Regions from separate parts of the Homo sapiens genome. Here region 2 is linked to region 1. The links are chromatin loops, found by intact Hi-C in ENCODE. Cell type or tissue: MCF 10A. All regions are shown on one strand. Each heading gives the region's core, and the rest is flanking DNA. Links, peaks and the distances in the headings are about the cores only.

Region 1 (8,341 bases), core at 259-8,258:
AGCATAGAGAGGGTATGCATTAACTTCCTCTGATCATTTTACCCCACTATACCACTATCTTCTCCAGTCCTTTTATCCCAGGTTACTTCCAGCCCCGGCCTGTTTGTGCTGGGTGCCTTGCTTGGCTATTTGGGGTCTTATGCTCCCACAGAGCTGCCTGCGGTGTTTGTGCTTGGGAAGTCCAGGTACCTCATGGAAAGGAGTGGAGAAAAGAGACAGAAGAGGAAAAAAAATCAATTTTCATTGTGCTTTGCAAAAGTACGAAATGTCCTTGTAAAGATGGCCTCTTACATATACTCACTATACCCCATTGTGGGCTGGCTAGTACAGGACTTACAGTCTCCTTGGTAAAGACATTGGGGCTCATAAGGGTTAAATAACTTGCTCAAGGTCATGCAATTTGGAAACATTCCAATCCAGTTAAAAGCCTATATCTTCCAAATGCAGCTCCAGGATTCTTTCCATTAGTTCATTCCAACATCTCTATTCTGGGACTATTATCGGTAGTGCCTGAACTTGTTTTTGGGAATTCCCGTCATTCATGCAAGGGTTTCATGAAGTACTTTGATTATGAAAAAAGGAGAAATCTTAAAGCTTTGCTTTGATGACAACTAAGAATGTTAACAGCTAATATATTAAAATAAGATGTAAAACTTTAGCAAAGATACGTATCCCCTCACTGTATCTTCTCACAAGCAGAGTGATTAACACTGTCAGAAGCTTCCCCCATAGCAGACATGAGAAGAATAGTAGGAGTAGGTAGTTATGTTTCTGTCAGAATAGGCAAAATTTTCTTCTGTGAATTCAGGAGAAAAGGATGAGATTGCTATGAGATCAATATTGGCTTATTTCATTCAGTACAAACAGCATAGAATCTACCAGTGGTAGGGACCAGGGTAGCAGGATGCCTTGAACATGTGCTCAGAACAATTAAATAGTTTTTATGTTGTCAGGTGAATGAGATCAAAGCATTCAGAAAATGCCCATGGATTTCAAGAAAATAAATACTCCATAGTTCATAATAGTTCAAATTAGTTGTTTTAGCAATAAATAAGCCAGCACATATTTTCTGAATTTTTTTCTTTTGTAAAGATGGAGCCCCACATCACATTATAATCATTCAGAAATTTCAAAAAATGAAATAAAACAGCAAATCCTATTTCAAACCAATTAAACCCCTCTCTGAGGGAGGTGCCTGGTTATATATTTTTTCATGCTCCCTAGGTGATTTGAGCCTGTGGCCACAGTTGAGAAACAGTGGTTTGTAACATCAGTGGTCTTGGGTAACCTACCAAGAAAGCTTTTTTGGTCATGAAGTTTTATGTGCATCTACTTCAGGGTCAGTGATAATATGCCCTTTCTTCTTTTTCACGGTGGCTCTATTCATAATCCCTCAGTTTTCTGAAGGGGATCTAATGTGGACACACCAGCCTGCAGTGTCCCTTGCAATGATAAGTGAAATGTAAGAAGAGTAACATGAGAGCTGATTCAGGGTCCAAGTCCTGTACAGGCTTCTTATTGCTTGGTGACAAGTTACTACGACTGTTTCTTGCTTTTTCCTTGTCTTGTTCCATCATTTTCTTTATCCTTTTTCTCATTTCCCATCTTATTTATTTATTTGGGTTTCTCAGTTTCTTGTGTGTGTGTGCGTGTGTGTGTGTGTGTGTGTGTGTGTGTGTTTTCCATTTTCTTTTTTTGGGGAAAATATACTTGCTTGAGGATAAGAAAGAGAGTCTAAAACCAATGCTAATGGGCATCTATTGTAATACCAGCTGATTCTACCATGTTCACTTTAATTTTTGGTTCAACAATCATTTTTCAAATGGCTTCGATATTTGTATGATTCCCAGCTATTCTAGATGATCACAGCGTAACTTAGCTTTTGATTTAAATGTCATACATGAGGAATACTTGCAAAGTATTAATTGGTTAAATTTTAGTGGTTATTTTTCAATAACCATTAATTCATTATCTTTTTTGTTATGGATAGTTCACCTATAATATTCTCAGTGAAGACCATATCCTATTAATTAATTTAGCTTTCTAAAAACATTATTGATCTGGAATTCCAGGGAAGAAAATTTTGTGAAAGAGATGTCTTATCATTTTAAAAGCCTTTCTTCAGTCTCCATTGTCCAAAAGCAAAGTTATATTGGAGAACAAATTGTACAGTAAATGTTTTCATGTTTTCCTTGTGATCTAACATGTATAAATTTAAAACTCACACACAAACATTATGCACTACAGATGATTAAAAATAAAGAGTCTAGAGAATAATGTGTGATCTTACTTTCTTTAGTGTATGTATTTGTGTCAATACCACTGGCTGAGCGGTATACAATTTCACTTTCCTTTAGCTCCACAGTAAACTCAAGATCATTTCTAGGTGCTTCTCAGCTTTTCCAGCTCGTGTGGAGCTATAGAAGGGAGGGTAGAATGTTTCTGCTTCAACAGGGATTTTTCCCAATCCACACTGAATGAAATATCCATGTGTCTAATAGTTCATTTATTAATCTTTGTTCTGAGTTCTTTTTACAACTAGAATTTTTAGTTCCTCAGCACAGTCCAGCAAGTCTCATTTCTAATGAAATAAACCTTAACTAAATGCATTTGACTTTCTGTCAGGTAAAAGTTAAGAACACGAAGTTAGTCCTAGACTCTTCTCAAGGAGCCTTCAGACCACTGAGTGAGAAGGATATAAATGATCAATTTCATTAAAGCACAGTAAGTGCCATAATAACACAGAAGAGGAAAAGACACATGCTGCTTAGAAGAGTAATAAAAGAACACCCCCAAAATTACACACGATTTCAGCTTTGAAAGATAATTAGCAGTTAGCTAGGAAAAGAAAATGGTGACTGTATGCAAAGACACACTGGCAGATTCAGAGATCATGTGGAATTCAGAGTGGTTAGATCAGGACATTTATCAAGAAGCGGTGGGTGGAGGGAGGATTCTGAAAAGTTTAATGAAAGTCTGATCTTGAAGGTTTTTATTCTCTAAGGACTTTGGACTTGATTCTGTCGGTAATAAGGCAGTAAAAGGAAATTTAAAGCAGAAGTGATTTGTGAATATCTGTTTTTTATGAAGTTATTTTTAGCATATGAGGATTAATTAGGAATCAGTAGCAGGTAAAGGAGTACGAAAAAAGAGATGTTCCTAGCCTTGGAGAGAAGATGGAGAAGAGGATTAATGCTTGCCAGATGTTCATGAAATGTATTTGACAGGGCTTGCTATTGGTTGGGCTTAAATTGTGAAGGGGTTTGCTTAGGAGGTTAACTTTGAAGTACCTGAAATCACTAGGGGTAATTAACAAATCACTATAAATTCATGCTTGGCGTTTGAGAGAGAGTTGAAGTAACACTGATATACTAGACAAAGTGCAGAGTGGTTAGAATGAAAATATAAATTAACCAAAGGCAAAAGTGCAATGGCAGGGTTTTCATTGTCAGATTGTAGAAGGTGCTATCTTTAGTAGAATTCTCCACTTTCGCAGTTTAGTAGGATTTCTACAGGTTCAACTGAATGAATTATCTTCTGACTCATCCAATATAAATTATATTTTACATGCCCTTTGAATCTCTGAGAAGTGGCTTAATTGGTAGTATATTATCCTTTTTTATTTTTAAAGACATCGAGGTATTAGAACAGTAGTGATATGTTTCTTCATAATAATAACAGTAGTGATTACTAATTACCTTGAAATGTTAACTAGAAGTACAATGCTAAGGGTTATATTTACAGTTCTATAAAGTAAGAACAATTCATAGCCTTATTTTATTACAGATGAAGAAAATGAAGCTTGGAGAGTTCCAAAACTAGGATTCAACTTTGGGTTTCACGTCTCCAAGATCTCATGCTCTACACCAGCGGTTTTGAAATGTTACTGATGCCTAGATCCACCTAGAGATTTTGGCTTAATTGCCGTGAGTGAAACTCAGTCCTAAAAGCTCCCCTGATAATTCTAATTACAGCCAGACACGCAAACCACCTTTTCAAACCTTATCACTTCACTGTCTTCCACTTTGGAAGATACCATCACAATCACAATCTCAATGGCTCCCCCTGGAGCTCAATGCAGATAGTGCACTATGGAGTTGCACAGTGTGGCAGCTGTGCCTAAACACATTCACCCTCTGGAAAACCCTCAAATCCAAGAGTTTGAATAAGTATAATTAATGTAAAGCCCTTCTTTATACTAAAAAAATGAGAGTCTGGAAAAATTTTCTAACTTATTAGGATTATGTAAAAGTTTTTATCATATTGTTTTTATATTTATCAAGAAAAGATATAATCAATATATTTGATTGAATACAGGTATAACCAATAAAAAATCACAGAGTGAGAATATTTTAATTTTTGAAATGGAGGGCAATGTCATGATGTGACTATTCATAGCTATTTTGTTAGAGGATGATAGAAATGATACAACCATGAAATGAGGGGGGTAGAATGAACTGCCGATCTCAAAACGTGCAGTTTTCTCACTGCTTTGGAAAACCTCTGGCTTTACTTACTCGTGTGAGGACTTCACAGAGCTCCTGGCCAACTAGAAGGGGCCAAGAACCTATCCAAAAATAACAAAATCAAGGAAGAGGTAGGACAGTGCTAGGCTGAAGGTCTAGACAGAGTCAGCTCTGTTATGGTGCTGGGAGGGTGCAGTGTGATCCTGGAGACCATGAGAAAAGTTTTATGAATGAAGGCAGTGGGAATGCAAGGAGAGCAATACAAACAGTTGTTCTTATGGAAAGAGAATGGGCATTGGAGATAGATCAGTCTACTCTCATACTTCACTAGCTGTGTGATCTTAGGTCAAATCATTAACAACTCTGAATTTCAGTTTGCTTTTCTATAAAAAGAGGTGGTAATGAACTTATAAATGTGAAAGTACCTAACCCAGAACCTTGTTACTGATTTTTTTCTCCACATTGGCTTCAGCTGAAAGACAGTGGTAGGGAAAGCAGGAAGCTCCAGGGAACAGCAAGGTGGTGGTGGTGGTAAATCAAAGAGAAGGTGAAAATGAGGTGGGCTAGAAATGGAACAGTTTCAAGAACAGACACACACAGTCAATTCCACTTGCTTGCAAACGAAAAACCACCACTGTAACGCAGCAGCCTCTTATCCATCCGGGGTTAATTCAGCTTGCCATGCTTTTGGCAGGATGGGCTGGATGCTCTGTAGGGTCCCCTCAAAAAGAGCACAGGCTACAGTCACTTCATTTTCTAATGCTGCTGCGTGAGTTTTCATTTAATTAAGAAGGCTAACCTTTAGAATGACAGTTTATTTATTTTTTCTTCCTTTAGCTAGTTTACTATGATCCTAATGCAAGCTGAAAATGTGATAGTAAAGAGGCCCAAGGTTTCACTGATAAGGCTAACGTGTTGTTTCTGTATTTACAGAAAAAATATTAATAGGCATATTTATAGATGCATAAGCCAAAATTCCTTTCAGATAAATCTGATCTTAAGTTGGTGGGAACAGTAGGAAAGGAAAGATAAGCCCTGGAGGAGTATATATCAAAAAGACATCCCATATACTAAATAACTGAGGCCCTAACAACACATGTGCTTGTAATTAGCTGTATTAAAAGCATGTAAAGTTAGATTCTTACTCAATCCTCTAAACCTCTGGATATGGAGAAGTAGCTACTTAAAGCCTCTGTTGTGCACAGTGTCTGCGGTGCTCTCTAGACAGAATGGCCAAATGAACCAGAGAGAAAGGGGAGAGTGACCCGTTATGGTGAATGCCATGGGGCCACAGCCCTGCATGCTCTGTCTTTGCCCATGGTTGATGATGCTGTCCTTTGTCCTCTATAGTATTAGCAAGCAGATGGGGACCCTCAAGCACTGGCAGAGTCTAGAGAATAATGCGTCATTTGCTGTGCCCTGGATTTATCCACAAACTCCCATGAGCTAGTGTCTGCTTAGAGAGTTCGCCAGATCTGCCCTGACCCTAAGTATACCTGCCATAACTGTTATGCTTGTGTTGTTTCTTCTTGGGTGCCGTTTTCTCTTTCTGTTAGGGAATACTTTTTGTCTGCTCTTCACGGAGACTGTTCACATGAATGGAATTCTGAATGGAGATTCTATTACTAAACTAGAGCTAACTCTGACTGTTCCTGACTGTGTCTGCTGACTAAGGAGTGCCCCATTGTCATTAACTGCTCGGCCTCACACTAGGATCACTCATACGGATGATGGTGATTTTTTTTTTTTTTTTTTGGACATTGAGGGTAGCAGTGAGTCTTTTCCCAGCTTCGCCCCATTGGTAAGCCACCAGGTATCACTGGTTTATTGACAGATTAAATAAAATAATACCAGGACTATTATAACTGACCCTTGGGTCCAGAGGAATTCTGAAGTTTGTGTTTCCCTCACTGTGAGCACCTTTAATCCTGTACCCTGACAGCAACAAGCAAGTATTGAAGGCAGAGTAGCAGATTTCAATTCTCTTCTCATTAAATGTAAAATAGAGCAAATAAACAAATAAGCTGTGACTGGGATCTTAGGATGAATACTCCTAGGTAAGTTCTATACCACATTATTATGTCCCCTAGTTTTTACTGACAGTGTTAGTACAAATAGCAAATTAACATTACTTTCCCAGGTATATTTCCACTGAATGAAAAGAGAATAGTTCTTATGTTGCTAATCTAGCAGCCTTGCTCCAGGTACCAACATCACTTTAAATGAAGAAAAGGTCAAAGAACAATGAAGCAGGAAGTACTGCTGCACTTACAGCATCTCCTGCTATCTTCCCGGCAGTCTTCCCATCTTTGGATATTTTCAACCCATTATAAATGAGTTCACTGGAGGTCGAGTGATTTGCCACATACCTGAATGAACTGTAGAAAAGAAGTGCTATAAAATTCTTTTTGTGTATCCATTGGTACTCACTCCTACACCCACAAATACACACACACACACACACACACACACACAAATACATATATATGCTCTTATTTTAACATAACCAAGCTTTAAAAGCTGTTTGTCATCTTTAAGCTCTACTATATAATAGATTTCAACTTAGCTCATTATATACCTTATGCAAAATTCGGGGCCAAACAGCAATTTTTATAGCATGCTAGTTATTTCTTCTAACAGCAGTGGTAGGAAAGAGTCCAGCTATTTTAATTTGAGCTGGCATGGTATTTAAATGTGTTCTTATACAGGATAATAGCAATCATTGCACAAATCACAGTAGAAATATAATTCATCTATAAACAGAATGCAAGGTAGAGGGTCACATGACCTTTACAAGGACCTGTGTGGAAAATCCTGTCCTAGCTTTAAATTCTGTTTTTAGTAGGACAGATATTCTCTGACAAAAGGTTTTTTCCTCCGTCTTATTTTTTTTCAGGTATTAACAACATCTGCAATGTTTCCTCCAGTTGATGTTATCGTCCACATGGCAGATTTAACATCATGCCTGTCAGTTTTCTAAATCTTCCCAGGGAGAAGCAGTTTTGCACTCACCTCCTTATGTATCATTCTAGCTCTTATTTCTTTTTCCAGTTAAAAGGCCTGTGAAGCTAAATGAAACTAGAAGCTATAACTGTTATCCAGAGCTAGTGACACTGGATTTCTCTCCAGGGAACCAACTGCATCTATTTAAAATAAACTTTCAGGTGAGCATTTGGGAAATCTTTACTAAATAGAAGGGCTCTTGATAGAATGCAGTAGTCTCTACAATAGAACATTGACCTTGACCATGCAGGACAACTTTGAGGTTTTTGCAGCATTATAAATGAGGGCCCAATAATCTAATATGGATATCCAGTAAAATACTTTTCTTCAGTATCCATATGGTTGTCAAACTAATACTAGACGGGGGAGAGGAAAAACTGCTCATGGTGATTCCCTTTTTCTTCCTTGGTAATGGCGGCAAGTGAGCGTGAGCATGTGTAGATGGGCACAAGGCTAGGAAATCTAAGTCCAAAATAAATTTTCTTTGATTAATTTTTTAACAAATTATAAATATTAATTATTCATTTATAAACACAAACATTCCATTTTCTATCTCCACTTTTCCCTATTTCTTATTGTATTGAAATAAAAAGAAACGAAACTAGCTTCATCTCTTAACACGTGCCTGCTCCTCTTGGGGCAGTGGGGGAAGAGACAGAGAAGCAAAAACCAGTTGTGTAATATGAAGTGTGGCAATATGACGGGAGATCTAACTCAACGTGTGGTGACAAGGAGAAAGAAAGGGGTGTGGTCAAAGGTAGATGCAAATAAAAAAGGTCATAGGATGGAACCGAGCAGAAAATGTGGTGCTGGCTCTTTTTTCTAGCAAATCTGTATCAAATGATTGGTAGGTGCTGTCTATAACGTTGTGT
Region 2 (8,341 bases), core at 96-8,095, 1.2 Mb after region 1:
AAGTAGATGGTTAAAAAGTTGAAACAGTACAATTAAGTACAAAATCAAAAGGAAAAATCTCCCTCCCTATTCTATTTCTTCCCAAAGGTTACTTTGTTAGCAACTGCTTGTGTATCCTTCTGGGGGGGAAAAAGTTCTTATTATAATGATGAATATGTCTAAGAAGGTACTGAATGCTTAACCCATGCTAGGCACACTGTACTAAGCGTTTTGCATAATAAGCCTGTAATCCTCCCAACAACCCTATGACATGAGTACTATTATTCTTAGCCCTGATTTTACAGGTGAAGAATCTGAGGCACAGCGAGAGACGTAGGCAACTCACCCAATGTCACACACTAAGCAGTAGAGATAAGAATCAGCCCATCCAGGCAGACTCCAGAGCCCAACCTCTTCAGCACCATGCTTAGTGGGATCTTCTCCACCCAGTGAACCATACATTTCTCAAAGTAAAGCCATTGAGCCACTTACTCAAGGGATCCCAAGGTATCTGTTTAAGAGATGTTCTCCCTCTCATCTATGCATAGCATTCCTAATTTGTTCCCTGCCCAAGAATTTAAAATATATATTTAAAAGAAAAATACAAAATGGAAAGAAGCTTATGGAAATAGAGATCAGACCCAAGGAACAGCAAGAGATGGGCTGGAGTAGCCCTTTCCCTCACTTTCCCTGTGTCATCTCTCCTAAGGAAGCACTGGTATGAGCATTTCCAGGGAAACAGATGGAAGAGGGAGGGAACAGAAGTGGGAAGTGGGTTCTTTCAGCCTAGAAGAGAAGCTGGTGGGGCATCTCCCAGGGAAGTTCCATCTAGGGAGAAAAGGTGGCTCCACAGAGGTGTCCTGATTCCAGATCCCAGAGAAAGGACTTGGAATGAGCAGAGTCAAAGCAAAGTTGCACCAGTGTTTAAAAGGCAAGGAAGACTTTATTCAAGACTATTGCAAGAAGGAGAACGATGACCTCAACTGCTGAAACAAAAGGCAGGAGAGGTGTTGAGTACTGGGGTGAATTCATGCAAATGTATGGGAGGGGCTTGAAGCAGGTTAGTGATGAGATTAATCTGAGTTTGTTAACTGACACTTATCATAGTTAGTCTCCTATGTTCCCACCAAGACTGGGAGATGGGGCACTATCTTTCTTGATGACTATATAGCAAAGGGATGGTATCATCAGTCCCAGAAAAAGACATCTGGATTGAGCAAATAAGTAATTAGAAGCAAATTACTGGCTTATAAAACTGGCAGCAGGGACAAGAGTTACATCTCAAAGGAGCAGAGAAAGAATTTACATTAAGTTTTCTAAAGTAAGTCCTCTAAGAAAATGCAAATCTGGGGCCTAGAATCCTCAGGAAAAAGGTTGTTTATAACAAACTGAGAGGACCTTAAACCCACCTTGGTTGGCAGGCTCCTGTTCAGTGACTAGGGTCCTCTGGATGTTTTGCAGGCTAGCCCTGAAGCCCAGATCTGCAGCAACTTTCCCTCTGTGCCCACTGAAGCAGTTCAAAGTTGATTTTTTCCTTTTGTTGTAAAATTAGCCCCTGTTTTTGGAATGTGATTTTTTCCCCCTTTAGCTTTGGCTTTCTTCCCTCTCCTTTGGCATCTAAACTTTTAGGTTTTGAAAATCATTTCATTTAAAGAGACAGAATGGAATAGTGAAGCTTTCATAATCAGTTCTCTGTACTGCACCAACTTAGCTGACTTTGCATTTTTTAAACGCTGCTTGGCTTCCTGCAGAGGCAAGATAGCAACCATTTAAACAAGGCTGTTGCTAGTGGGCTTTTTTCTACTTAATTCCAGGCAGCTTTCACCTGGATGGTTTAGGTATCGTTCTACTCGGAGACAAGACTCTCCAATGGGTGACCCTCAGCTACAAAGATGCTGCAACAGTGTCAACAGCAATTCATGCAGAAAGGAGAAGAAATTCTACTTAAAGCAATACTAGGAGCACAGTTCACAGCCTTGACAATAGACAGTGCCTGTGTCTACCTCTGGAAAAGAAAGTCATTCATCTAAGCATCTTCAAGGGAGACTTCGTCAAAGCTTATTAAATTCCTTTCTGCTGGGATAGAAAGTTCTGAAACTGTCCCCAAGAAAATTTTATAAAATCAATGGATAAAATACAAAATAAAATTCAACTAGGCTTGTAACACAACCCACAGTTATCATGAAGCCAGTATGCACTTCGGCCCACCTGTGGCTTGTCACTGCTTACTACCCCGGGATGTGTAGCCCTTGTCACAAGACTGTTCTCTTTCTGTTCTACAGATGAAACCTAAGACGTTGTGAGATAATAAGCTTTCCACTGAGTTTCTCCATTAGGCTCTGCATACCCACAAAACTACCCATGCCAGCTGATCCGAAGGGCCCAGCAAAAAGCCAGCTCGTTAAAAAAAATAATAATAATGATTTCACCCTCCTTACTCTGACCAATCGATGACCTCAAATTTTCCAGACTCTCACCCTCCATGATCCCCTTAAAAACTCCTGCCCAGCACTTTGCAAGGCCAAGCAGGCAGATCAGTTGAGGTCAGGAGTTCAAGACCAGTCTGGTCAACGTGGTGAACCTTCATCTCTACTAAAAATACAAAAATTAGCCAGGCATTGTGGCACACACCTGTAGTCCCAGCTACTCAGGAGGCTGAGGCAGGAGAATTGCTTGGACCTGGCAGGTGAAGGTTGCAGTGAGCTGAGATTGCGTCACTGCACTCCAGTCTGAGCAACAGAGCAAGACTCCAAAAAAAAAAAAAAAAAAAAACCTCTTGCCCAGAATCCTTTGACAAAATGGATTTGAGGCTGCAGCAATCTGTGGCGAGTCAGCCAGGAACCACATGCCTTCTGGGCATTTGCCTACATCTCTGGGCCCCCTTGCCTTTAGGGCAGACCCAGAGACAGCCCAGGCAGCCACTTGTTTCTCCTGAACTAAGAGCTATCCCCAGGGGCTGCCCTATTGGCAGGGTGGTGTCGACCTTCAACGCAGAACCTTGCCTGCAGCAGAAAAACAGTTTCTGGTCTCTGGAGACATCTCTGGTGAGCTTTCTGTGTGCAACCAGCACCCCCTTTTCTTCTCCTGATTTGTAGGCCTCTTTGGAGGTCTCATTGACCATCTTACCAGTACAAAAACTGAAAACTAAGGAATATATGTTTATACAGGATTTAAGGGCCATTAACCAAACCCTCAAAGACATCCATCTGGCAGTCCCCAATCCTCACACACTACTCACAACTCTCATCAGTGAGTTTTGCTGGTTTTCAGTCTTAACACCTAAAAAGGTGCCTTCTTGTATATTCCTCGAGTCCAGAATCCCAAGAACTATTTGCCTGTAAATAATAAGACCTTGACACACAAGCTAAACAGTATTGCTACACAATACTTCCCCGAGGCTTTAAAAACTCACCAATCATTTTGAGAAAAATACTTGTTAAAGACCTTCAAGAAGTCAATTTAAAAATGAGATTTTGTTACAGTGTGTTGAGGACATATTAGTAAACAACAGAAACTCTGACCAGAATACTACAGCTGACTAGATGCAGATGTAAGGTATCCAAGAAAAGACCCAGATCTCAAAACCCTTCAGTTAGGTATCTTAGACTTAAACTTTCTCAGGCACAGAAAAAAATCTACTTCAAGATGGAGAAAAGCTCTTTTCATTGTGGCCAGACCCACAACACGGTGACATGGTGACACTGTGAGGGTTTTTAAGTATGACTGGATTTTGCCCATATTTAGATTCCCAATTTTGGCCTTACAGCAAAACTTCTCTATAAAACCACCCCCTGCCACCAAAAAAAAGATACTGAACCCCTGGAGTAGACTGGAAAATGTCAAAAGATCTTTCTAACCATTAAAAATATATATATTAACAACTCCAGCGTTGAGAGTCCCTAACCTAAGAAAACTGTTTGACTTGTTCATACACAAGACACAAGAAATGAGTTTAGGGATGTTAATGACTTAAAAAATATCAAGAGCCCTGTAGCCTACTTTTCAAAACAACTAGACATTGTCACAAGGGATTGACCTTCTTGCCTCCGAGCCATTGCCACCATTTGTCATCTTCTCCAAGGAGACAGTAAAGTCCACACTGGGTCAACCTACCCCAGTACACACCACACGACCTGTACCCCCTTTGTTAGAACAGAAGGTGGGGCCACTGGTTTACTTCTAAACGGTTAGACATCTGTCAGGCCATCCTCCTGAAAAATCCCAATGTTACTTTAAAAATTATCTTCACTCCAAACCCCACTACCTTACCTCCCCAAACCATGGCTGAACCTATACATGATTACTTAAAAATTATTAAGCAAGTTGTATATTTCTCCTTCAGATCCTCCTTACCTGAAAATGCAGGGTGGTTTTTACCAACACTGTGGGGCACCCCTGCCATCTAGTGGTAACACTAAAAATGACAATCATACTTTTCTAACCGGAATTCGGCACATGTGTTTGATATTCAGTCTTAGGAAAAGATTCAATTTTCATTTAGTAGTGATAAGTAATTAAGTCAATTTCATGAAAGCCACTTGACCTGTGGCAAGTTTGTTTCAAATTTTTCCCCAACCCAACCAACACCATTCAAGATTATTGACATTTTTCACTCTCTTAGGTTCATAGACTCACTTTCTGGTATCATTGCCAGAAAGAACATTAGGCACTCATGGAATTTTCCCTCCTCATTTTATAGAAAAGGAAATCTGTCTTTGGACTGAGGCCACTTTTTTTCATCAACAATACCGTTCTACTTTCTAGAAATGTCCTACCAAGAGGCTCTGAAGCTAGCATCCAGATCTACATTAAGAGACAAGTCAAACCAAGCAACATTTGAGATCAGAATCTTCGAAAGTCATCTTTGGCATGGTTTAATAGTGCAATGCCATTAAACTTCCCCATATAACTGGTAAAGTGTAAACTGAGTCCACTCCTGCCATAAGAAACTCCTTGCTTTAAGATTTCAAATACCGCTCACCAGATCCATCCTGTATCTGTGGGTGTTCTTACAAGCTGCATTACAGATTGACAGGCCATGCCTGACACCAGTCAGCCATCAGTCATCTGAAGTTGGACATCACAGTCAGTTGAAGTTCTGAATTAACAACTGTTGAATCTGAGTGATGGGTACATGCAGGTTCATTGCTCTACTCAACCTACTTTTGTGTATATATCAAACTCTCTCTAGTAAAAATTTTAAAAGAAAAAAAGAGGGGGCCTTTGCCACCAAGAAAAGGAAAAAGATGAATTTCCCCCAGCCCCAACAATCAATACTAATCAGAGGTACTGATTGTTTCAAACTCAGGCTACACATTAACATCTTTTAAAATATATCAATCAGAGGTGCAGTAGCTCATACCTGTAATCCCAATACTTTGGGAGGCCAAGGAGAGAGGATCTCTTGAGGTCAGGAGTTTGAGACTAGCCTAAACAACATAGCGAGACCCTGTCTCTGCAGAAAATTAAAAAGTTAGCTGGATGTGGTGGCTCCCACCTGTAGTCCCAGCTACTCAGGAGGCTGAGGCAGGAGGATCCTGGAGCCCAGGTGTTTGAGGCTGCAGTGAGCTGTGATTGCACCACTGCACTCCAGCCTGGGCAACACAGTGAGATTCTGTTTCAAAAAATAAGTAAATAAATAAAATTTAAAAATTGTAACCATCAATCCCAATCATAGGCCCTGCTCTAGACTGATCAAATCTGAATTTGTAGGAATTGAGCCCAAACACAGGATTTTTAAAGGTCTCTAAGGGATTCTAATATGGAGCCATGGTTGACAACCACAGATAAATATAATCTTAACTCCTTGTTGCTTTTCATGCCCTGTTTGGATGTTTTAACAGTTAGAAATGTGGCAAGAAACAGAACTCACCCTGTATGGGACTAACCATAGAAATGTAGACAGGATAAAAGAATGAACAGGCACCCAACAGGAAGCCATTAATTTCCCTAGAGATGAAGGGCTCAGCGATAGTAGCATTACCAGAGTGTAGTGAGGGCAGAAGTTGTGAAAAAACCCTAGTCCTGGATGTGACAAGGGGCCAAAGCAGAGAGGCAGCAGTGACAAGTGCCCTGACCTCCCTCTCCTCCACCACCCAGGCTGCCAGGGAAGCCTGGAGTGACACACTCTCTGGGAGTAGACCCTCCAGGACAGCACAGAGCAGGGTAGAAACTGGCCGAGTGTACACAAGGGGCGGTGTCACACAGTATGCAAGGGGCAGTGTCCCACAGGCTTAACAAAGAGTTGGTGCAAGTGTCAACAATTCCAACCATTTCCTGCTGCCCGCCTGGCCTGGCCTAATGCCTACCTTCGCCACCTCCTCCTTGCCCGCTGGTGATTGGAGAAACCACTGAGTCACTTGCTAGGACCCACCAATGAGGAAGCACTCAGAGGCTGATCTCAGAGATGGCCTTTCCGTTCTGCAGAAACTATGCATCAATCACAATGAATTTAAGTCAGCAGTCTAGAGGAAATGTAGAATCACATGTCATTTCACCAGCAGAGGATCAGCCTCTGATTTCCCTTTTCTGGACATTCTTTTAAAAAATAAATAAATAAATAAATAACAGGTTGGGCAGTATTGTTTTCAAAGCATGTATCTATAAATGCTGTATGAAATCTCATTATTTGATCTGGAACAGTCGAGGGACATCATCTAGCCTATCCCACTCATTTTACAATAAACATACTAAGACCAGAGAGATGGAGTGACTTGCCTACAGTAACCCATCTGCTGAGGAGCACAGTCCAAATGTTCTGACTCCCAGCCCAGAGCTTTCCTCCCTGTACCATGCTGCTCCTTAAGGTGTTGCCTTCTCCACTGGTCAAAATTGGACCATTATACCCTAGAGCAGCAAGAGAATGTGAGTGCCTGCAACTTACATTTACCCTTCATCTCTAGATGTGACTTCCCAGATTATTTCATAGCAATTACTTGGTCTGTCTCAGATGACAGAGTTTTTAAAGCTGAGAAAGCAAATAAGTGCCAGAAAGCTTCCGCTGGCTCGCCTGAGAGACACCGGATCCAGAAGGCAGGTGCTGAGTGGGCCACCTAAAGCAGCACTAAGTTGTCCCAGGCAGTCGTGCATGGGAAGGAAGCAGGCTTCATTAGCTTCCTGATAAAAATCCAGCTCGCCCCCGAAATCATTGCTTCTGGAATTCACTCAGCCTGCAGGCCCGGGAGCTGCATCCCAGCAGCTGGCCTGACTACTGCAGAAACTGGCAAAGTCGGCTATAGTCTTCTCTGCCTCTATCCCTTCCCTCACCCCTGCATACCCCTGATAGGACCCCTGTGGCAGGATGAGGGCTTATACAAGGGCCTGTTCCCCCTTGAATTGGGAGCCTCTGTCTTCAGTTGGGCACAGGTGGTGGGAGACACAGAAGTGGCAGATCCCATGGCCCAGAGATGCTTTCCCCAGCTCGGGTGAAAGGCAGGCAGGGGCGGGCCAATGACTCAGGGCAGCTCTTCTAAAATAAGATGGGCTGGGACACTTGAGTGGGATGTCCAACCACAGATGAGAGGGAAGACCAGAGATGCCACTGAGTTCCTTGCAGCTCAAGACAGCCATATCCTAGAGAAGGCCACCAAAGACAGCTCCCTGCAGCCCACATCACTGAATTGTCTACCACAATCCTGTCAGCTCCCTTCTAAGCACATCACAATTTGGAATTATGAATTCAGTTGTTTGTGTACTTATTTATTATCTGTCTCCCTCAGCTGACTTCTTTCCAGGAGGTCAAGGATTGCTGTGCCTGGTGCCCAGGACAGGACCTTATACTTAGTAAGCACTCAAATAAAGATCTGTTGGAATTGTTAAATAAATGGTTGGCTCTATAAAACATCCTTATGCCTAAAGAGGAGCAAACACTTGCAGAGGCAAACAAACTCTTGCATTTGTAAGATGTACAGATTGTAGTACATTCTTATACCTCCACCTCTTGCCTAACTGGGATCCCACTCTGCCCTATAAGATAATAACAACAGTTAACATCTGTATAGAGCCTTACTGATCTGAAAGCCCTTCCATAGCCATTATTTCATACTCATAAATACTCTCCTAGTTTTTTTTAACTATTACTTCTTTTAAAAATGGAGAAATCATTGCTTATATAAGGTAAATGACTTACCCAAAATAACTGCATTAGTAAGTAAGAAACGCTTATTCTACTTCCAAATCCAGTGCTCTTCCTGCTACCCCTATCATAATCCTAGTTCTGAACATACACCCAGGAATGTAATATTGTTCCGTTTTTGCAGAAGCTAAATAGGGGCTTTGAGAAAATACTTTGCTAGTCACAGTGGCCTAGAGCAAGAACCAACACTCCTCCTTAGATCAAAGGATTCGAAAGGAGAAAAAAGGA

Evidence for each region. A loop is a pair of places that touch in the nucleus more often than their neighbours do. Peaks named below come from ENCODE experiments on the same cell type or tissue, not always from the same donor. Only the 100,000 strongest peaks of a DNase experiment are listed, where the experiment ranks them.
Region 2: it touches region 1 in a loop (4-fold over the local background); 3 of 110 quality-filtered maps call a loop at or near these places.

Annotation. Positions count from the first base shown.
Region 1 is chr2:40,550,824-40,559,164 of GRCh38, forward strand. It overlaps LOC101929667 (a long non-coding RNA gene), which reads left to right. Exons shown (of 5, transcript XR_007086295.1): 5 at 7,518-7,630. Among named protein-coding and RNA genes, the nearest start is that of SLC8A1, 100 kb to the left of the region's middle. In MCF 10A, for the core only: a CTCF peak has its summit at 4,070 (motif pointing left); a DNase peak (open chromatin) is centred at 4,068.
Region 2 is chr2:41,778,383-41,786,723 of GRCh38, forward strand. No RefSeq gene overlaps it. Among named protein-coding and RNA genes, the nearest start is that of LINC01913, 95 kb to the right of the region's middle. In MCF 10A, for the core only: a CTCF peak has its summit at 4,385 (motif pointing left); a DNase peak (open chromatin) is centred at 4,379.